Linked DNA regions of Homo sapiens: region 2 is linked to region 1. Evidence: chromatin loops called from intact Hi-C (ENCODE). Cell type or tissue: GM12878. All regions are shown on one strand. Each heading gives the region's core, and the rest is flanking DNA. Links, peaks and the distances in the headings are about the cores only. Region 1 overlaps LOC124901382 (a long non-coding RNA gene). Region 2 has its middle 150 kb from the start of LINC02518.

Evidence for each region. A loop is a pair of places that touch in the nucleus more often than their neighbours do. Peaks named below come from ENCODE experiments on the same cell type or tissue, not always from the same donor. Only the 100,000 strongest peaks of a DNase experiment are listed, where the experiment ranks them.
Region 2: a loop joins it to region 1, with 2.9 times the contacts of the local background. A loop is called at or near these places in 3 of 110 quality-filtered maps.

The regions. Positions count from the first base shown.
Region 1 is chr6:113,874,003-113,886,373 of GRCh38, reverse strand. LOC124901382 (a long non-coding RNA gene) reads right to left here. Exons shown (of 3, transcript XR_007059716.1): 2 at 1,162-5,600; 3 at 588-1,051. Among named protein-coding and RNA genes, the nearest start is that of MROCKI, 6.8 kb to the right of the region's middle. In GM12878, for the core only: a CTCF peak has its summit at 6,674; a DNase peak (open chromatin) is centred at 6,692.
Region 2 is chr6:113,281,504-113,293,874 of GRCh38, reverse strand. No RefSeq gene overlaps it. Among named protein-coding and RNA genes, the nearest start is that of LINC02518, 150 kb to the left of the region's middle. In GM12878, for the core only: no CTCF peak of the experiment used is centred there; a DNase peak (open chromatin) is centred at 6,314.

The DNA.
Region 1 (12,371 bases), core at 1,819-9,818:
TTGCTCACGTATTCACTCATCATTTGTTCATGAATTCATTCGATGACTAGTTACTAGCACCTATTTCATGCAGGCCCTGAGCCAGGTCCTGGAGATACAGCAGGGAACAAAACAGAGCAACTCTGGCCCCAGACAGTTTATATTTTCTGAAAGGAGACCAACAACAATATGTAAGGTAAAATTTTAGAGTGGCAATTAGTCTATTAAAAAAGTAATAGGTATAGGGGACAGTGTTAGGGGTGCAGTTTTAATTTGATTGGAGAAGGCTATGCTAAGAAATAATGGGTTTAATTCAAGTTAGTTGTTAAAATTATTATAATTGTTGCTGGGCACAGTGGCTTCCACCTGTAATCCCAGCATTCTGGGAGGCTGAGGCGGGCAGATCACTTGAAGCCAGGAGTTCGAGACCAGCCTGGACAACATGGTGAAACCTTGTCTCTATGAAAAATGCAAAAAAATTAGCCAGGTGTGGTGGTGCATGCCTATAATCCCAGCTACTTGGGAAGCTGAGGCAGGAGAATCCGTTGAACCTGGGAGGCAGAGAATGCTGTGAGCTGAGATCGTGCAACTGCACTCCAGCCTGGGTGACAAAGCAGTACTTTGTCTCAAGAAAAAATTATTATAATAGTAATATATTCTATATTCATATATCGTATTTGCAAGTCTTTGTGAGTAAACTAATGACTGTGATATAATTATAATAGCAAGCACAGAAGATCATTAAACACACATGTACAATGGCCACGCTTAGCTTTCCTCTCTGAAAAGAATTTAACATCCTAGAATTGTTCTGTGGGTCCCTATTATTAAACACTTAGTTTACATAAAATTTTATAGCAGATCTTGTATAAAAGTTATAATAATATTATGGTGAAAACTAGCCTGAATTTACCAGGCAAATGAAGAAAATAGATCTAATTCTTCAAAATAAATGCTTTCTGTAGTGTGGAGTGTCCATTTTGCAGTTCCTTGACTTGGCAAAGTTACTTGCTCCTGGTCTGAAGCTTCCTTTGAAGCAGTTATTACATCTGGAGAAAACAGGCCCCTGTACCTGGGGTCAGGACATAGTGAAAGGTATTTTATTACTCTTCAGAAAATAGAATCTTTATTCAGATTCCTTTTATTCTCTTGGCCCCACTAGTTCTTCCCTTTATTTCTTACCTTTTAGTTTATTTTCTTTCTACCTTTTCCTTTCTTCTTTACTTTCTTCTCTCAGATTCCTCCTCTTCTTCCTCTCTTCCTTCCTTCTTTTTGGTAGCTCTCTTCTCAGTGCAAGCTATGTAAAGAATAGGAAGCATTTTACCGTCAAGTGAGAACATTTCAGACTACACAGAATGAGAATCTTCATAGTCGATAGGCTCCCTTCACTCAGGAGAGCTTGAATCATCTGAAAGCTTTGCCCAAATCTCCAGTAAGAGGAGGGGTGCCATGCAGCAGCTGTGTGTCTCCAAGAATTCAACCTCTCTGAATCTCAGTTTCCTCAACAACCGCAATTACACATTCTGGTGGAAGTTTGTTTTATCTATTAGAAATACTAGATGAAAGTGCTTGGCCCTTTGGCATTGCAATGCGGCAACTGCTGAGTGATGTCAATGCATGAAATTTGAAAGGATGGTGATCGATTCATTACATGTTCCAATAAAAATATTAATGAGTTATTTTTAAAAAGTGCTTGGCATTCTATAGGCACTAATGAGTTATTGTTTCCGCACTTGGAGGTGTTCTCTGCAGTTTTCTCTTCGAGCCCAATCCTTCCTTTCTGTCCTCTCAGATGTGTCTGTTCTTCTTCTCAGTCTAATATAAGCTTTTCCTCAGTTTCTTTGGGTTACCACAGCAGCAGGTCCTTTCTCTCTGATTCTAAAGATCTTTGCCTAGGTCTGTGCATGCATGAGCTGATCACTGTCTTTCTCAGTTAGTTGTTGGCAATGCCAGGGCAGGAACCAGGGCTCCTTGACTATGGGTGTGCGGCTTTTCCTTCATGACACCATATGGCCTCTGAGAGCTGGCATTTGATTTTCATTTAATTGAAATTCTCGTAGAAGATCATCAACAATACTATTAGCAGGAACCAGCTTTTTAAATGGTCAGAATAATCCTTGTCTGTTTTTGGAGATGTTGTCTTGCTCCTAGAACAGCTGTGAGTGTGTGAACTCATCAGTGATGTGGACACTGCCCAAATAGTAATCAGCAAAGAAATCTTATAAAATTACCAACAGATTACTGCTTCAGCCTGCCAGCACTTTCAGTGCCAGCCAGCCTGTTTTTGTTTTTCTTTGTTTGTTTTCCACTGCAATAGGTTGCAATTTAGAGTAAGTCTTTGTGGACTATGAATGAAAATAGAGTTTCACACTCAATTGATAAGCTTTGACAAATGAAAAAACACATACATGGTATATTTGGGACAATAAACAGGAACCTAGAAAACTAGGGATTCATCTCTCCCTTTCCTTTACCTTAATAATATGAGACAAATGTAATAAAACTCTGTCCTACCCCCATCATAATGCTGTACATGTAAGGAATGCCAAAGAAGTATATGATATTTCTTGCCCTTCATGGTGGATAAATGTCAGAAATTGTATCACAATGACCATGGTACAAATAATTCACCAGGACAGAAAAGAAAAAGAGGTTAAAAGTTTCTATTTGCATATATTTCAATGCATTTTGAAGTCCAAAGGATACAAGTTACATAACATATAAGTTAGATGCATTTCCGCAAATGCAAAAATAAATATCTTAGTGCTACCTCTGCTTGCTGTTGCTCACATTCTCAATTTTCCCCAGTGTCTCCTTCAGCTATCGCTCAATGACTTCTCTAAGTTACATTTTATAGATTCCTCAAAGAATCGTTGCTTCTGTGAGGTTACCTAAACCAGGATCCCATAAAATTAAGACAATGAGACAGGAACTGCTGAGAGCACCGCAGGTGGCAGAGCAGCTCTCAAATCACCAGAGGTTGATGCCACCAAATGGCTCCAGGCCTGAGCTTCTTCCACGTGCTCCTACCTACTTTCTACCTCAAGGGAACTGTTCATTTTTTAAAAAAACAGGTTTACTGCTATTGCTATCCAAACAGCTATGCACTATTTTTTCTACTCTATTCTATGTCCTTCCTCTGGATGCATTTTGAAATTCTGTTTTGAAAGCATTTAGATATTTGGAGAGCATAAAGTTTTTAAGATTTAAATCAGTTTTGTCTTCACTAGTGATTATTTCCTTTTATTTTTAATTGACATAATAATTGTACATACTTATGGGGTACCATGTGATATTTTGACACACCTACACACTGTGTAGGGATCGAATCAGGGTAAATAGCAAATTCATCACCTCAAAACTTTATTTCTTTGTGTTGGGAGCATTCAAAATCCACTCTTGTAGGTTTTGAATATAAATTATTCACAAAAATTGAAAGTAAATTTTTGTTAGTTATAGTCATTCTATAGTGCCATAGAACACTAAGATTTATTCCTCCTATCTAGCAGTAACTTAGTATTTGCTAATCAACCTCTGGCTAGCTCCCTACCACCCCACCCCTAACACACACAACTTTCCCAGCCTCTAGGAGCCACTATTCTACTCTCTACTTCCATGAGGTCAACTTTTTTGCCTTCCATAAATGAGTGAGAACATGCAGTATTTGTCTCTCTATGCCTGGATTATTTCACTTAATATAATATCCTCCAAGGTTCTCATTTTAACCAGACAACATGTCCTGGTATAGAATGTGAATTTAGATTTAGCAGGTCAACTTTTATTTCAACACTGTGGAGTTTGGAAAGCACCCAAGAAGTCAACAAGAAATCAAACATTTTAAGAAGCCTGGGGCAAGTGCATTTAAGTCCATTTTCCCATCTATCACCAGGGCACTGGGCGAGGCCACACAGGCTCTGTCCTGCACAACTTCAAGGAACATGCAAAGAGGCAGCCTGTGTATAACATGACGAAGGATGGACAAATTAACTGATCTTCAAATCCCTTTGAACTGAAATTAAATCATTCTGACAATGGATACTCCAGTATTTCTCTGTATCTTCTTCACATTTGCTTTTTAAAATGTCATTTTTTAACATATATTGTTTTAATAACTGTTCTGGATTAAATTTGGTTTAGAAATAATTTTCAGTTTGTTTGTGTGCTGCTTTATGTAATAAAATGAGATAGTAAATATTTAAAATGTTAATGAGTTTTAAAACATTATAAACCTCAGGAAAATCAAAATCTAGTAACTCATCTGTCAGGCCATAGGCACGGTGATTTAAATTGAGATCACTAACAAATGTAAATGGATTATTAGATGTCAAATACTTTTACTTTCCATTGTAATTCAAATTGAATGTGGGTAAGGCTTAAACATCACCATAAACACTATTTGCTCTAGAGTGAACCTCCTTATAAGAATTACTGGTCTTGGAACTCAACCAAGGGAACTTAGTTACTGAATTGCTATCAGGAGACCCAGGGTGAAGTGATTCTCCCTGTTAAGTGACTCTAATAGTGGTAGAATCCAGCTCTTTTGTTTTAGGCAGTAGTATATTTATGTCAAATCATTATACTTCATATCCAAAAAAGATGCAGGGAAGCTTCCAAGTTTACTAATGCCATCTTGACTGACATTGAGTAAGTTCTCCTTTCTTTGCAATTTTCAGCTCAATAGTATCTTACAGCGCAATGTGCCAGGAAGTCTACCAACTTGAAACTAAGCCTTTCCTGCTATAAATTAAACGTGTTTCCTCCTTGGTACAAACCAAATGCTTAATTATCTCTCTCCTCTTTCACAATCCCTTCATAGAGGCCAGGGCTCTTTGATCTTGCTATTTTTTTCCACCTCTAGAAATGGGCATTATTTTAAAACTTCCACCAGTTTTATGGTTCATCTGGAGTCTACACCAACTTAAAAACTGGGCAGAGTATTCACGTTGATGTCTGAGTGTTTACTATGTGCCAGGATTAATGTTCACAATATCGTGTGATACATATATTATTACCTCATGAATCCTCACAGCAATCTTAAGAGGTAGTTCTGTTATCCTCCTTTTACAGGTGAGGAACTTGAGGCAGAGAGAGGCTAGGTAAATTGCCCAAGGTCACGTTGCGCAAATTCCCCAAAGCAGAATGTGTGCTCATAACCATTGCTCTGCACTCCTTGTCCGTTACTTTAAGCTTGCTGGTTTGGTTACCCAATTCCTAAACACTGATGACCAACATATACTAAATTGCCTCTGGAACATTATTCTGGTAAGTAGTATTATTGAAGTCTAAAAGCAGGTTTACCCATGAAACACATTCAAGTAATCTGAGAATTTATGCTCTAGGCCTGGCGTAGCAGCTCACATCTGTAATCCCAACAATTTGGGAGGCTAAGGCGGGAAGATCACTTGTGCCTAGGAGTTTGAGACCATCTGGGGAACACAGCAACACCTCATCTATACCAGAAAAAACAAAGAAAGCCAGGAATGGGGGTGTGCACCTGTAATCCCAGTTACTTGGCAGGCTGAGGTGGTAGGACTGCTTCAGCTTGGGAGGTCGAGGCTGCAGTTATCCACGATCGTGCCACTGCCCTCCAAACTGGGTGACAGAGCAAGCAGAGACTCTGTCTGAAAAAAAAAAAATGAAAGAAAGAGAAAGAGAGACAAAGAAACAAAGAAAGAAAGAAAGTAAGTTATGCTCTAAACACATCTCCTCATCCAGCACAATCTCCTCCCAGACCACTCCCACCCAGTTTTGTGGATTTCTTTTTTCAAATGATGATTTTGATATTCCACCCCTTTTTCATGTTGAAAATATGGTATATATACACCAAGGAATACTATATGGCCATAAAAAAGAAGGAGTTTGTATCCTTTTGCAGAGACAGAGATGGAGCTAAAGGCCATTATTCACAGCAAACTAATGCAGGAACAGAAAACCAAATACCACATATTCTCACTTATAAGTGGGAGCTAAATGATGAGAACACATGGACACACAGAGGGCAACAAGACACATGGGCCTTTGAAAGGGTGGAGAGAGGGAGGAGGAAAAGGATCAGGAAAAATAACTAATGGGTACTATGCTTAATACCTGGGTGATGAAATAATCTCAACAACAAAACCCCCAGGATACAAGTTTACCTATGTAACAAAGCTGCACTTGTACCCCAGAAGTTAAAAGTTAAAAAAAAAGAAAACATTGAATTCTACTTTAACTATCAGATATTGTCTGTGCAGCATTTAAAAATGTACTAAAGCAGCCAAGCCAAGTGGGAGATAAAAATAATAATAATAAAGGTAAAAAAATGTAATGTACTAAAAATATGGAGATTATATAGAGATTATATAGAAAACCATAGAAAATTTAGAGTAGCATTGGTAACTGAAAAGTAAAATAACAATCAATAAAATGATAAATATAAAAATAATATATTATTCTGAATTGTTCATAAGATAGACTAAAAAGATTTCCTAAGGAACAATTTTCTACACATTATACTCAGCCACTGCATAGTATAAATGTGTGTTTTCAGATAATTGGGACAAACCTAATAACTTTGAGATAATAGAAATCAAAACAAACTGAAATCCTAGTTTGAAGGCTAAGACTATAATTTCAGTAAGTCTAAATTTAGTGCTTAATCCACTAAGGAGTGTCCTTGGCAGTGAAATTGAGATACAGTACACACCAGTGACCTCTTCGTGTCACTGGTGAGCTTTCCTTGGCTCCCTTCTACCTATCTCTTCAACGGGTTCCCACTCCAGTGCTATCGGTGTGCTTGCAAAGGCAAGAGCTAAAGAGAACAGGTTTTTTAAAAAAATTTTAAATCACAGCTAATCTTTTCCCAAGACAAACAGTATTCAGTGTGAAAAGAAAGCTCCTGGTTAATTTATGTCGCTTAGAAAACTGAAACAGATAAAGGAATATCCTTTAAAAATCACCACCTGACTGTAATATAATCAGGAACTGGGTAAATTCAACAATAGAAGGAAGTCAAATAGACTGACCTTTCCCAAGTTGTTTTAAAACTGACATGTGAGTGGAAGTTACTGGTGTGGTTTTGTTGTCGCTTCTTGTTTTCCTAAGGAATTTGGAATCTGAGCAGGGAAGTCGCCTGTTCTTTAAACTAGCAGTAGAACAAGAAAGAATACACCCATCCTTCTGGGGGATAAAAAAATTAAGTTATTCTAGCTGGAATGCACCTCCCCAAAAGAGATAGATAAAATCACCAACCAAGAATTTAAACAAGAAGTATTATTTATCTCTTACTGTTGGCCCATACTGTCCTAAATATTGGTAGTGATGAAGGGAACAATTGTGCAAAAGGAGTATTGAAACACAGGAGTTCATAAATGGTCTCTTCTCTCAAGAAGTTTACAGTCTAACTCAAAATTGTTGTATTTTAAGCATGTTTGGAAGTATTTAATTTTTTGCCTCATTGTTATTTGTCATTCTAAAAGTTACTGCTATAATGGCTACAGAAACTGTGGTTCCTGAGTTTTCTGACATAGAACCAATATATTGTTATATGTTACATATTATTTTGTCTTTTCATATAAATACATCAACAAATTACCAAAATGTAGGGGCTATTGCTAAGCCATCTGCTTTAATTTGGGTTTATAAAATATGATCACTAGAACTATGCCCCAGGTTTTTAAGGGTGCCTATCCAATTTATATTTTTCAGTCAAAAAGTAATGTCTCCAAATAAAACAGCATCAATAGCTTTCCAACAGCCAGTATTAGAAGCAGAACTCCATGGTCAGTCATTCTAGTCTAGGTTGTATCTTCACCCAGAATTGTTTCATGTTTGAAATCTTCAACTTCAAACCAATAATCAAATTATTTTCTGTTCATCTAACTTCACTACCTCCTCTCCCATTACCATCTCTGAGTCTGTATGGGTGCTGCTGAGTTTCCATTGTCTCCTGTTTCTTCTGGGTTTCCATGCAGGACTGCATGGTCAATGGCTTTTAACATCTCTCACATCAGTGTCCTTTCACATTCCTTCATCCTCCTCCCACACCTGTGCTGTTCATCCTCAACCCTGTGTCAGTTCACGATCTGTTTCCTCTGTAACTGAGTAGGCAGACAAAAATCTCATCGCTGTGTTGATGACAGTGTGGCAAATTCATGTATTTTTTGACCTGGCTATTCTACTTGTTCTTACTTTTTAAATTCATTTCCTATGGAAATGCTGTTAACCTTTTTCATTCTCTTCAAGTCTTCCTCTTTATTCTCAAAAAATCATATTTCAGAGATAACTTTGCCTCTTCTTTCACATAAAAAATAGAGGCTACATGCAATGGCTCATGCCTATAATTTTAGCACTTTGGGAGGCTGAGGCAGGTGGATCACCTGAGGTCAGGAGTTCAAGACCAGCCTGGCCAACATGGTGAAACCCCATCTATACTAAAAATACAAAAATTAGCCTGGGGTGGTGGCACTCTCCTGTAGTCCCAGTTACTCAGGAGGCTGAGGCAGGAGAATTGCTTGAACCTGGGAGGCAGAGGTTGTAGTGAGCTGAGATCACACCACTGTACTCCAGCCTGGGCGACACAGCAAGACTCTCTCTCAAAGAAAAAAAAAAGAAAAGAAAAAAAAGAAAACCATCAGGTTCGATCCTTTTCAGTCTTCTTACTGCAACTTGCCAATATTTATAGGTCATCATTTCACTCTTCAAGACCTAGCTCAAAAGCCATCCCTTTGTTGTGGCCACCCTGGATCATTCTCTTCCTCTGTCAGTCACATTGTGAATATAATCACTATCAAAATGATAGATATTTTAGGAATGTATTTCAAATTTCCTGCTTTCTACCAAATATCTCTTAATTTTTAGTTCAGGAAATGTAGCCTATAATACTTGTTATAATTTTTAGAGTTTAACTTTTAAAATAAGGTAATACATTCATATTATTCAAACTTCACCAGGCACAAAGATAAATTAGTGACCATTCTTACACTCTTGTGCTTAACTACACAGTTTCTTGTGTATTTTCTAAAGATATTAATGTAATATGTAAGTAATTAATCTTGCATCTTCCCCTGTGCCCATACTTTTTGCATACATACATAGTATATTATATTATGTACGTATCACTATACTGTACTGATATACACCCATCACTTAACAATAGGTACTAGAAATGATTCCAAATCCATACATAAAGTATTACCTCTTTCTATTTTATAGATACATAGTATAGATTAGAGACTGCCACAAATTCCTGGCCACTTCTCTAATTAAGAGGTAGAGTCCACTTTTCTCCCGTTGTATCTGGGCTGGCTCTGAAACTTATTTTTCTCTATAGAATGAGGTAGCAGTGATGCTGTATAATTTCTGAGATCTACAGCTTTTGAGATCTTAAGATATCTACAACTTTATGTCCTGAGAAAACTCTCTGTTGGAAGCTAGCCACCATGCTGGAAGAAGCCCAAGCTATGAAGAGAGGCCACATGGAAGAAAGCTAATGCTAAAACCCTCCAGTTCAACAATCCATGCTGATTTCCCGTCCAACAGCCAGCACCAACTAACAGGCATGTGAGGGAGCCATCTTGGATATTCCAGCTGATTTAACTCTCCAGATGACCCTGTGATGACCCTAGTGGACATCACACAGAACAGAACTTCTCAACTAAGCCCAGTCACCCATGGAATTGTGAGAGAAAATAAATAATTGTTATTGTTTTAAGCCACTATGTTTTGGGTAGTTTGTGACTATCAATAGATAACCAAAACACATAGTAATCCGTCATGTGGGTATATGTTGTTTTATTTGACCCAACCTCTACTGATGGACATTCAGGTTGTTTCTCCTCTTTTGCTATTATAAACAATGTTGTAATTAATAATGATGTAAATATGTCACTTTTCATGTGTGATTGTATCTGTGGGATGAGTTCCTAAAATTAGAATTTCCGGATATAAGAGAATATGCACTTACAGTTTTGATAGATATTACAAAATGGTTATCTGGGAGATTTCACTAACCTACACACTTCCAGCAGTAATATATGAAGTCACTATTCTCCTACACCTTGACTAATACTATGTTATTAAACTTTCTGATTTTTGCTAATCTAATTGGTAGAAAATGGTATAATTTTAATTTGTATTTCCATTTTTAAAATAACATTGATCATATTTTAATATATTTAAGAGCCATTTGTATTTTCTTTTTTCTAAATAGTCTATGTTCTTTGCTTGGGTTCTACTGGGATGTTGGTTTTTTAAAAAATTGATTTATAAAAACTCTTTAGGGAGTTTAATCATTGATTTATGAGTGGCAAACATTTTTTCTCAGTTTGTCATTTTTCTTTTGGCTTTACTTAGAGTATTATTTGCCATGCATAACTTTTTACTTTTATGTTGTCAAATTTATCAAAATTTTAACTACTTTGATAGTTAGAAATTCTGCCTTGGATTCTTCTAACACTTTTTCTTCACATTTAAATTTTGTTGTATCTTTTAACACTTAAATCTTCTCTGAGATATGAATTTCCTTTTTTAGGTCATTTTCTGTTATATTTAATTATGTTTAAAATCTTGCCTATTGCCTGTGTGCTTCTCAAGGGCAGGAAACCTGTCTTTTTCATGGCTGTGTCCTGAAAACCTAGCACAATGGATCATATATAAAACACTCTCAGTAAGTATTGATACCATATGAAATAAACTTTAGGCCTGCACTGGGTTCCAAAGATAAAGGCACTCTTTCTGACATCATCTGGGAGGAATTTGTTGACCACGAACAAAGAAGCTACATTTTGAACAAGCATGTTTGAAACTCTAGAACTTAAGGCTCAGCAATACAGAAATATTTTTGAGTCTTTTTTCTCCAGCTATATTTACTGTCTACCATGTGTGACTTCTCTCTCTTCTGATGCTAATTAATTAATACCCCACACGCCAAACCCTTATTTACCACCCTGCACACACAGATCTCCATTAGAAGTCTGGAATGTTGATGGTTGGGTAGGTATTTTAACCTAGCTTAACCTCTATCACAATAATTAATTTTAATTGCTTTTCACCTTGGTTACGTGATCCCCCAACTCCATGGAAATGATATAACCTTGTAAAAAATAAAAAATAATAATAAAAATCTTGACATGAGCTTCTTAAAGAAACAGACGTGAGATTTGACTTTAGCATTCAGTAACCAAAGGTATAAGATACCCAAAACAAAGGAAATGTGGTGCTTTCACTGCTTGTTTTTAGTGCTGCCACTTCTCTCCCAAGGAATGTCGCTGCCTTAAACTCTGTTCTGTGGCAGATACTTCCTGCCCCTATACATCACCTTCAGATGTACTATATGATCAAGATCTTTACCATCTGGCCACTCCTCTAGCTCTAGTGTTCCAAATGGCTTACATTTTTAATGGTTCTTTGTGATCTCCCTGATATAGAAATACAGGTATGCAAGGACATGTGCACTCATAAAGAGTCTATCTTCCTTCTTTGCATTCCTGTGTGCTTTAGCCAGAAGAGATGTTTTAGGATGGTGGTACAGTGAGAAATTTATGAAACAAGGGCCACTGGGCCACCAAGATGACTATTTATGGTTAAGTGGAATCCAAAAGGATGATATGGGGTATCTCTTTCTTTACAAGTAGTAGCCACTGCCATTGAACAAATATTTAAATAATACAAACAATTGTTAATAATTATTTAGCTCCTCTTAAATGAGTCACGTGTCCCCTTTCCATGTATAAAAACCGTATTTATACTTTGTGTTTCCCTTGTGCTACTCAAAAGATCACAATAAAAACATTCTCTTGAAAAATTTACTTAGTTTATTTCACTGACTTAAAAAAAATTTTTTTTTACTGCATTTTATGCTAGATTCACACATTTCACATGGTGGTTGAACATATAAGGAAAGATATATTTTTACCACGGCTTGATAACATTTCTTCAAGATGCTATCCTCACAACAGATTATATTTATTCAGAAAATTTGAAGTGATCTATTTGAAATTACCTCTAGTAGTTTGTTAAAATGTAACAGATCCATTTATAGACTTTTAAAAGATGGAATTTTTATAAAGGTACAGTTGTTTGTTTGTTTTTTAGACAAAGTCTTGTTCTGTCACCAGGCTGGAGTGCAATGGCACGATCTTGGCTCACTGTAATCTCCACCTCCTGGGTTCAAGCGATTCTCCTGCTTCAGCCTTCCGAGTAGCTGGGATTACAGGCGTGTGCCACCACACCCAGCTAATTTTTGTAAAGATGGGATTTCACCATGTTGGCCAGGATGGTCTTGATCTCCTGACCCATTGATCCACCCACCTCAGCCTCTCAAAGTGCTGGGATTACAGGCGTGAGCCAACACGCCTGGCCAAAGGTACAGTTATATGTGAGTTATACAATAGATTCCCAATAGGGTAAGACCC
Region 2 (12,371 bases), core at 1,355-9,354, 590 kb after region 1:
AAATCTACTTCATTAAGAAGTATTATTAAATACCATATTAGCATCATTTATACTTACTAATAAAGTTTTCTGGAGTTTAGATCCTATGATTAGTTTGAATAAAATGACCCTGTAAAATTGAATCTTTATATCTGATTACATAGTGTATTATAGAATACCAGTACTCTTCAGAATGATGATATAATAAATTTGGAAGATATGAAAGCTTATAGTGTTTTACAGTGTACTGTTTGAGATTTTAAAAGTGGGTGGGACTGGCCCAATAGCCTTGTGTGCTGATAGTTTCCACATGGAAACACAAATTCTAAGAATTCCAGAGCAACAACATTGGTATTATATTAGTAAAAAATAAAAATAAAAATCCCATTGGAATTGAGCAGATCTCTATGAGATACATATTTATTGATTGATGACTAACAGAAATGCTTATTTATTTTGCCTTTGCCTTTGTGATACTGCATAGTGGCTGCCTTGTCAAGTACTCAGCAATTTGAACAAGTCTGTGGTTTCAGTTTTTAGTCAGCGTAATGCTTTTTCTTCTGTTTTCTAAGTCAGTCTTTGGTAATTGCCTACTGAAATCTTTGCTTTATGGGCCTCCATATTTCAAAAATCCTGACAGCATGAATGTCTGTAATCATCCTTCCCAAGGGGAGCTCTTTCTTCTAGAACCAGAACCCAAAAGAGGAGATTCTGCTTCCCATTTTCTTCCTCATCTCTTCTCACTCTTTTAGCAGAGACTGACAATAAGAAGGAAGCCAATCACAGGGATACCATTTCTACTCTAAATGGATTCAGATCTCAAAAGAGAGAGGCTCATTCAAACCATTAATTTTATTTTTTTCCCTAATCTTCCCTTTCCCATTAAAAAATATGGATAGATATCAATCAGACTGAATTTCAGGGAAACATTTTTGCTGTAGAATCCCAGCCAGATGACTGACACTCAAATGGTTTTTAGAAACCCTTTAGATCGATCTTGGAGTAACAAGCTCCTTAGGGAGCATCCTAAGTTAGAGTTAAATTCCATTCCTTTGCTTAAGTTCTTTCTGCATTGTTTCCACCGATCTACATGCAGAATTTTATGATCCCAAATTCCACTGGGCCTAAGACTCTATTTTTATCTATTCTACAATATGGTATATGGAAAACTCATTATTTTATTTCTTTTTTTACAGGCTCCTGCTGCTAGTAATTACTTGAGTGGTTTTATAGATAAAGATTCAGGGACACAATTCTCTTTATATATAAAATATCTTTTCATATTCCCAAATTTCCAGGAAGATTGATTTGTATTATTTGTTTTTTGGTATGTGATTATAGTTCAACTGCTCAGGATTTGTGAAAACAATACGAAATGAAACAAAACAAAACATTGTCTTTACTGACAGTAACTTGGAAGGAAATTTTCATGTTTGTTACATTTTTTTTGCAGAACTAAATAAATTTGTAAGCAAAAGTCATAAAATAAGGTTAATAAACCCTTATATTGATGCAAAATTAACATTGGTCACTTGGCAATCAGATAAAAATTCAGCTCACAAAACAGCATTTTGGCTGCAATCAATGCTTATGAAAACCACGAGCAGTTTGTGTAAACCCTGCTGGATTTGGCAGCGCTGGGAGTCAGCTGTGATTTCTGAGCATAATAAATGCATTGGTTTGAATTCTCCTGTCTGTTGTATGTAAGGTTTGTCTGGAGCTCATTCAGATTCAAGATGCACTTTAAGACAGAATTAAGAGAGGAACTAAAGGAAAGAAGCAATTCTTCCATTTCATATCTTTTTATTGGAGTGTGGACCTACTGGGTGATTGATGCACTGGACATAGATAATTTTCAGAAATGAAAATAACATTGCTTGCATTTGATCAGATTTCACCCACAAAAATGACTAAGGCCTTACCAGAGTTGGCATCGGATGAAACCTTAGTCCTTTATGAAAGGGAATCATCTGGCCTTCTATTTCTGAAATAGACTAAAGATTACTCATTTATTCTTTGCAATTACAGCCATCAGATCCTTTGAAATCTTGGAAGGCGTGAGATGATAACATGACTGTCACACAAATCCATACTGAAGAGCCAAGTATTAAAAAATTCCCCATGTTCACATACCAAAGGGTCACTTATGAGCTGATGCATATCACTGATAACCATAAGATTGTCAACTTAATGTCTGGGCAAAGAGTGAAAACAGAAAATGCATTCTACTCTTCACTTCTTGGTTTTAAATATAAGAAGCATTATATATATATATATGTATATTTATATATACATATATATTAAAAATATAAACATATTTTTAATATATATAAATATTAAAAATATATATATAAATATATATATAAACATATATATATTTAAAAACTGTACTCCTTAGTAATGGTATCAATAGAACATATGCAACTGGAATGAGGATACCCTTAAAGGAGGCCTTTCTTATTAGATGAAAAGGTCGTTATTTTTTTACAATCGAGTGTTATAAAATTCAAGGTAAAATGGCCAGATTGTAGCCTGAAGCTCTGAAGACAAGGAATACCACTGGTCCTTCTTCAGCTTCCCCGACTCCTGGACACCCGTCCTGGCCTCTCTAGTCTCCCCTTAGCTGCAAAGTTTCAGCATGGAAGCAGAGGATGCTGGAAATACTTGAAAGGGCTCAAACAGCCACTGAGATACTTCTCTTCTAAAGCCATCTAAAATGTCATTTCAGATACTCCTATCTTTTGAAAAAAAAATTATATTAATGTATGGAACAGTAAAAGGCATTGGATTAGGATTTAGAAAGCTGAAGTTCCAATATTTTCTTTGCTGTATACTTACCACTAAGCTTTTTAATTAGTATTAGTTTTTTCTGAAAATTAAAGACACTTCCTGGCCTCATGTCACAAAGTTGTTAGATGAGTCAATATGAGACAAGTATCCTGTGAATTGTAAGGTGCTACATAAAACTCATTTTTATTATTGTCTGCATCTAACCAGTAGAGCAGCAAACATTTGTCATATGATTCAACATTATTATTCTTTCGTGCTTTTATTTTCTACTTCCTGAAATAGCCTTACCAATTCTCCCCTTCTCCAGTTCCTGCAACTTTTTTTCTCAATTCATTTACCCTGTATGTGTCATCTAACTTTTAAAAATTGTTTCATCCCATACTGATCACTCTTACCCCTTTTGTGCTTCATGATTTACCACTGGATTAAATGTGGCCTTGCAGTACTCAAAAGGTTCCTTGATCTTAAATGCAGTTTCTCAAGTAATTTTGTAAACTTTCAGCTACTTCATTTCTATGATGATGATATGCATGTGTACTTAAAATAGCACTGGGCAAATTTGGCTTGTCTAGCAGGATGGTTTGCACAGGTTGAGTTTGGCTACTGTGATCTGGAACCCTGTGTGTTGACCTCCATATACTATGCTCCATAATGCTATGTTTGGTTCACCATGACCAAAATATCTTTCCTCCTTGGCTAGCCATATCCTTAGATATTTTATTTCTGCCTCTAGAACCTTGAATCTTTTACTTCGTTCAACAAAAATGAATTTGAGTAAGAATAACTAGCTTATGGTGTGTAAGCAAAACAAGCTGGAATATCAAGAAAGATATTCTTGAGTGGTGTATTAGTCTGTTCTCACGCTGCTAATAAAGACTTAAGTGAGACTGGGTAATTTATAAAGAGAAGAGGTTTAATTTACTCAGTTCCATATGGCTGGGGAGGACTCAGGAAACTTACAATCATGGCAGAAGGCACCTCCTCACGGGTAGCAGGAGAGAGAATGAGAATCAAGTGAAGGAAGAAATCTCTATAAAAGCATCAGATCTCATGAGAACGCACTCACTATCATGAGAAAAGTATAGGTGAAACTGCCCCTATGATTCAATTATCTCCACCTGGTCCCGCCCTTGACATGTAGGGATTATGACAATTCAAGGTAAGATTTGGGTAGGGACACGGTGCCAAACCATATTAAGTGGGAAGGAGCTTATAAAGAGAGAAGGACAAGAATGCCTACCTCTTTTATTTTTTATTCACACTTTTAACTGGATTGGAGGGGGAATAACATTGGATGGGAGGGGGAATTGTCTTCAGTTGTAAAAATAAGTTACTAAATCAAAAAATCAAAATAAAAAATAAATGTGCCCTGAGTTCATTAAGCAGCAAAATGCTCCATGAAGAGGAATATTCTAGGAAAGAATGCTCTGAGAATATTTTGTTGTATTTCTCATTGTTGCATTTATCAGTATTGCAATCCTATCTATTTCTGATGAATGTGGTGGCGGTTACCCAGAGGTCTAGATTCAAATGGTTCCCTGAAAATCAAAAATGTTAAACTGAAATTACCATTTTCAGCAGAATCCCCAGGCACAAATTCTGTTATTGCCATCTAGCAGCCTGTGTTCTTGTTCACGCTTCTGTGCAAATTTACAAACACCATACAGTTGCCTTCTTGGGTAATTATAGAGCCTCAAAGTACTGGAAAGAGGTAGCACTTAATAACACACATTACGAAAACATGGTAACTTAGGAAGTAAAAACACTGCTTAACGGATACCATTGTAATGGGAGCTGCACAGTGGGGCGTCCATAATAATCAGAATACATTTAATGTATGTACTTATGCCAACTGTAAAAAGGTTGCAAACAACAGCAGGCGACACAGTATGTTACACCGAGTGGAAAAACTGAAATAGAGAACAAAACACATTCTTGACTTATTAAGCCACAATTTTTTCTCTTAAAAGATGATCTAACATCATAAGTCTATCCACAGAATCAATTATTTGTTTTCAATTCTAGTGTATTTTGGCTATAAACCATGAAATTATCCTTATTCAAACTCAGTTTTAGTTGAATTCTAAAATATCAATATGGTTGAATATATAAAACCCATTCCAACTGTTTAACCTTCTTGTCCATATAGACTCAATTGTGTTTTTTAAAAAGCACATTTATTCCTCTTATCCAAAGAACTGTTCAAGATAATACTCCCTTTAAGTAAAATGCATATAAGCTTTAAATATTATTGCAAGATGTGGGTGTGAATTTTGATGGTAGGGAATTTCCTGATACAGCGTAGTACCACCAACAGTGCAGTTTTGTAGTGGTGAAAAAATAGAAATATTCAATTTTCTTTAAAAAAACCCCACAAGCTGACTGTGAATGCAGAGTAGTTTAGTAATTTCTTGATGTTATATGAAACAAGAGTTTGAAATAGTAACAGAGATGTATGCAAAGAAAAGATTTATTTCAGTAGTACCTTGGTATTCATTTAATAAAATTAGATTCTTCAGAAGGTCTCCAAAATTAGCTAAATTGTGGTTTCTAAGAGTCTTTTCTTAAACAGAGCAACTGTATCTTATAGCTATGAGAGCTATAGCTTTTGCTATAGCTAGCTCTTGCTTCTTTCTCATATTTAAAAACTTTATATAATTGTATAATGTTCAATTCCTGCCTACTCCAGTCATCAGCAATAGGAATTTCATTTCATGACCCAATAACACCAAACCATATTCTCTCCCTTCAAAAATCTCCAGCAATGTTAACATGTTCTACAAATAAATACTGGTGCTATTCTCATCCCACCAGCTAAAATGTCCATACTACTTCTATTGCAAAGTTTTGAAGTCATATTTTGTTGTCTTCCAAGAGGGTTATTCAGGTAGCAACTGGTCCATCCCATAATGCTTTACCCCAAATGCAGGCACAAGTTCTTCCTTAATTTTCTAAAGTATGATTAACTACAGGATGTAACTTTTTAAAAAAATACTTAATTGAGATATAATTTATATGCCATAAAATTCATCCATCTTAAGTATGCAATTCAATGAATTTTAGAACATTTACAGAGTTGTACAATCATCATCACAGTTTTAGAACATTTTCATTATCCTAAAGAAGACACTTCCTGCATATTTATAGATATCCCCCATTCACACCCCCAGCTCTAAGCAAATGCTAATCTACTTTTTGTCTCTCTATATTTTTATTTTCTGGACATTTTGTATAAATGGAGTAATACAATTTATGTTTGTATGCCTCTGGTTTCTTACAGTTAGCTTAATGTTTTTAAGGTTCATCTATGTTGTAACAAGTGTCAGTACTTTGGTCTTTACATTGCTGAATAGCATTTTACTATATTAATATACTGTATCTTATTTATCAATTCACAGGATTCAACATTTTCAAAACTTCGATGAATGGGGAATTCCACTTGTGGCATGCTTGAATAACAGTGTAAAAGTTGCCTCACCCCTGCAAGCAATTAGAAAATAAGGCAAAACTGAAACTACTGTTTTCAAACAACAGGCTCCCAGGACTGCCATAATCAAGAGAGAAGAGAAAGTAATGAAGTCAGTTCTGTGATGGTCCTGGCTTTCTATGTGAAGGAACTTTTCATATTGTGCTCAAATTGGGGGAACTCAAACTTAGCACGGTAGTCTCTGAGTTGAAGAGATAGGGATCACAGGAAAGGGAGGCTGATGGAGCTGGTATTTAAAAGAAAGAGTACTGGAAATAAAAAGACTACATAGAAAAAGAGCTACAGTAACTGGTATGGTTTGGCTCTGTGTCCCCACCTAAATCTCATGTTGAACGGTAATTCCCAATTACAGTTGGGAATTGATGGGGACTTGGTGGGAGGTGATTGGATCATGTGGGCAGATTTCCCCCTTGCTGTTCTCGTGGTAGTGAGTGAGTTCTCACAAGCTGTGTTTGTTTAAAAGTATGTAGCAATTCCCCCCTTAGCTTTCTCTCTCCTGTCACCACGTGAAGACATGATTGCTTCCCATTCAGCCTTCTGCCATGATTGTAAGTTTCCTGAGGCCTCCCCAGTCATGCTTCCTGTACAGCCTGCAGAACTGTGAGTCAATTAAACCTCTTTTCTGTATAAATTATCCAGTCTCAGGTAGTTTTTTATAGCAGTGTGAGAATGGACTAATACAGTTGTCTTCCTAAAGACTCCTTTGAATATTTTGCTAAAGGGTAAACACTAGAGATCTATGAGGTAAGGCAAAAAAGTACCTGGGAGCTGTAAATGGAACATTTCTCAGAGTTCTTACAGGGCTGGGATATGTTTAAATTTTTACCAGCCAGAGTTGAGAGAACTCACCAAACAGCATATACTAAGTAAAGACCCCAAAAGCCATGTATTCAGAATAGGGCTAAACTAGCCCTCATGTAAAGACTATTCTGGACCCTCCCTAACAATGCTTAGAAACAAACCTCAAAAGGATCACTTTGATGCTAAAGTGTATTAACACCAGCCCAAACAAAATTCAACATTCTTTAAGGGAATATAACTGAATCTAGACACTAAGCAATGTAATTCACAATGATAAACATCCAATTAATAATTACAGTGAATAATTACTAGACACATAAAAGAGCAAAAAGGTGACTCATAATCAAGAGAAAAATTAGTCAATAGAAACAGAAGCTAGGAATGTCAGATATGATACAATTATTAAATAAGAACTTTGAAATGGTTATTGGAAAAATGCTCAGTGATTTAGAGAAAACTCAAAATAATGAGGCAAAATAGGAAATAGAAAGTAGAAATAAATGGATCCTGTAAGGCTGAAAAATAGAACATCAGAAAATAAAAATTCATGGATGAACTACATAGCACATTAGACACTACAGAAAAAAAATTATTGGTGAATTTAAGGTATAGAAATAAAACATACACAATTAAAAAAATCTAATAAAATTGCTTCAGTGATCAAAGTGACAGTATTAAATCATCTAAAAACTGTGTTGTTGCAATCTTTCCAGGAGAGAGCAAAAATACTTTTGAAGAAATATCAAAAATTTTCACATTCAACGAAAATTATAAACCACAGATCAAAGCAGCTCAATGGAGCCCAAGCATGATAAACACAAAGAAAACAGACCAAAGTATATAATAATGAAATTGCTGAAAACCAGCAATAAAGAGAAAACTTCAAAAGCAGCCAGAGACAAATGGCACAGGACAGGGGGTGAAAGATAATGTCTTCTAAGAAACCTTGAATGAAATAGTGTGACATTTGAGAAGAAACACTGTCAGCCAGAAGACAGTGGAACAATCTTCAAAGTTGCAGGGAAAAAAATTAGCCTAGAAATCTATAGCCAGCAAAACTATCTTTTAAAGTGAAAAAAAGGACATATTTAAACAAACGAAAATTATGAGAATTTGTCACTAGGAGACCTGTACTACAAGAAAATAAATGATTCAGATGGAAGAAATTACATCAAATGAAAACTTGAATTTACACAGAAGAATGAAGAGTGAAGAGTTGCTAAAAATGGTTAAAATATGAATTATTATAAAATATTTTTCCTCACTGAAAAATATTTTAAGGGATAATTGAGTGTTTAAAGCAAATAGTAACAAGGGACTTAAAGTTTTAAAGTAGAGTTAGAAGAATAACATGACAACACTAGCAATAAATAGAAAGCATGTAAGATTCTTATATGTGCAGTATCAAAATGCAATATGAAGGCAGGCTGTGAAAGTTGAAGTTGCATATTATAAACCCTACAGCAATTACAAATTAACCAATCAATTAAAAATATTCTAATAAGCCGTTACTGGAGGAAAAATGAAATACAAAAAATGCTTAGTCAAAAGAAGTCAGGAAAGGGAAAAGAAGAGATAAAGCAGATAACAAACATCTGGCAAGATGGTGGATTTATCCAAACATATTAATGATTACATCAAATGTAAGTGGTTTAACTATTCAAATTAAAAGGCATCGTTTATCAAACTGAATATAAAATACAATCCACTTATATGCTGTCTATAAGAAATCTACTTTAAATATAAAGCTATAGATAAGTTAAAAATAAAAGAATGGGAAAAGGTACACCATGCAAACACTGATTAAAAGAAAGGTGGGAAGTGATTATACTAATATCAGACAAAAGTGACTTCAAAACAAGGAATATGTTCAATAATGAAAGAAATTCTTAATGACAAAAGTTAACTGCCAAAAAACATAGCAACCCTAAATATGTATTCACCTAATTACAGATCTTCAAAATTCATGTGGCAAAACTGACAAAGTTAAAAGAATGAATAAATTTATTATTGTTCTTTAATGATAAATTAAATTGTTTTATTATTTAATAATAAATTAAAGATTTTCACATTCTCTCTCAAAAAATGATAAAATGCAACACTGAAAATCAGTAAGAATATTGTGAAAAATACTATTAACCAACTTGACCTAATTGACCTTTCTAGAATGCCAAACAGTATGGTACATGTTCTTTTCTAGTGCTCAGGGAAAATTTACCAAAGTAGCTGATGTCTTGAAACATAAAACAAGTCTCAATAAATTCAAAATGTCTGATAACATAAAGCATGTTCTCTAATCATAGTGGAATTAAATTGGAAATATCTAACAGGCATATAGATTGGAAAGGAAAAAGTATACTGTCTTTATAAATCAACAGAAGTTAAGAAACACTGTTCTAAATAACCCGTAGGTGAAAAAGAAAATAAGATGGAAAATTAAAAGATTTTAAAATTAATAAGAGAGAAAACATAAGACATCAAAGTATGTGGGGGAAACCTAAAGCAATCCTTGAATTTTATAGATTTAGATACTTGTCATGCTCATGTTGGAAAAGAAGATAGATCCAAAAATCAGTGACCTAAGTTTCCACTTCAAGAAACTAGAAGAACAACAAATTAAACCCAAATTTAATTTTTAAAAATAAATAAAAGGATAAGAGCAGAAATTAGTAAAATAGAAAGTAAACAAATAATGAATAATAAAAATACAATCAACATCTAGTTACTTTGAAAGATCAATAATGTTTGTTGTTGTTGTTGTTTTTACCTTAAGTTCTGGGATACATGTGCCGAATGTGCAGGTTTGTTACATAGGTACATGTGTGCCATGGTGGTTTGCTGCACCTATTGACCCATTCTCTAAGTTCCCTCCCGTCACCCTCCATCCCCCAACAGGCCCTGGTGTGTGTTGTTCCTCTTCCTGTATCCATGTGTTCTCATTGTTCAACTCCCATTTATGAGTGAGAACATGCAGTGTTAGGTTTTCTGTTTCTGTGTTAGTTTGCTGAGAATGATGGCTTCCAGCTTCATCTGTGTCCCTGCAAAGGACATGATCTCTTTCCTTTTTATGGCTGTGTAGTATCTCATTGTGTATATATACCACATTTTCCAGTCTATCACTGATGGACATTTGGGTTGGTTCCATGACTTTGCTATTGTAAATGGTGCTTCACTAAACATATGTGTGCATGTGTCTTTACAGCAGAATGATTTATATTCCTTTGGGTATATACCCAGTAATGGGATTGCTGGGTCAAATGGTATTTCTGATTCCACATCCTTGAGGAATCTCCATACTGTCTTCCACAATGGTTGAACTAATTTACATTCTCACCAACAGTGTAAAAGCTTTCCTATTTCTCCACACCCTCACAACATCTGTTGTTACTTGACCTCTAATAATCACCATTCTGACTGGCATGAGATGATATTTCATTGTGGTTTTGATTTTCATTTCTCTAATGATTAGTGATGTTGAGTTTTTTTCATATGTTTGTTGGCCACATAAATGTCTGAAAGATCAGTAATGTTGACAAATATCTAGCTCAACTCAGAGAGACAGAGAGAGGGGATATATAAATTACCAAGATCAGGTATGAAAGAAGGGACATACATATTAATTTTCCATATATTTAAAGAATGATAAATACTATGAATAACTTTATGCTGATAAGTTTGACAGCTTATGTGAAATTAACAAATGCCTTTAAAGACACAAAATTACAAAAGTTATTTAAAAATAGAAAACTGAATAGTGTTTACCAACTAAACATTTTCAATTTCGTTTTAAAAATCTTTCCCGAAGAACATCCCAGGAACAGATAATCTTACTGCTGAATTTTATCTAATATTAAAGGAAAAAACAACTGAACAACTGAAATTCTATATATTTTTTTAAATAAAAGGATAATACTTCCTAACTCTTTATCTGAGGCTAGCATTTCTCTTATACCAAGGTCAGACCTGCACATTATAAGAAAGCAAGCAACAAATTAATATTCCTCAGGAATGCAGAGAAAAAGTCTTTGATAGTAACAAATCCAGCAACATTTAAAAATAATAAATTGTGACAAAGTCTAGTTAATCCCTAGATTATAAGGTTGGTTTAGCATTTAAAAATCACTCAGTAATTAATCAATTAACAAAGTAAAGGGGAAAACCATGATTATCTTTATAGATGCAGAAAAGGACATCTGACAACATTCAATACTCATTCACGATAAAAATTTATGAACAAGTTAGGAATAAAATGTAGTTTTCTCACCCTGATAAAGGGTACTTTAAAAATGTCAGCTAACATACATAATGATGAAAGCTTGAATGCTTTCTCCCCCCAAATTGGGACCAAGTAAAAGGATATCTGGCCTTACCACTTCCATATAACACGTTGCTTGCTTTCCTAGCCATAACAACAAAAGAAGTAAAATAAAAGACATACCGATTGGAAAGGAAAGAGTAACATTTTCTGTACTAACAGACAACATGGCCACATATAAACAAAATCCTAAGGAACCTACAAAAAACCTGCTGAAATTAGTAAGGGAATTTAGCAAAATCTTAGAATACAAGGTCAATAAACCAAACATAAAAATCAATTGAACTCATAAATATTTGCATTGAACCACTGAAAAATAAATTTTAAAATATTTCATTATTAATAACATCAAAAACATGAGATATTTAGTGATTAGTTTAATAAAGTGGGGGACAAACCTGTACACTGAAAACTACAAAAGATTACTGAGAGAAATTAATGAAAACCTAAATAAATGAAAAGATATAACATGTTCATCACTTAAGAGGACTCAATGTTGAGATGTTAATTTTCCCTAAACTCATCTATAGAATTAATATGATTGCAATCAAACTCCAGCAGACTTTTTTTTTTAAAAGAAATTGACAAACTGTTTCAAAAATTTATTTGGAACTGCATTGTTAATAGTTTTGCTACATGGTTTTCCTGATGTTTCCTGCACATGCCAAAGAACTGCTCCCCATCCTCAATTAGGTATTAACCAGGCAGGAATCCTCTATGGAATTAATCCATGTGAATAGTGAAAGAGATTCACAAAGATGCCAAATATATTTACATTTCATAATGAGATAAATTGGTGGAATTTTAAGAATGTGACAGACTGACTTAAAAATTTTGGTGGTATGCATATGATCTGTTTACCCAGGGAGATGCCACCATCTACTAAGGTTATGGTAGGTTGAGAATGTGCCACAAGGGCAACCCCTCTGCCGGCATTTCTCAGCAACTTAGTTTTCTCATGAGACCACAGATGCTCTAAAAATGTTTTTTAAATGTTGT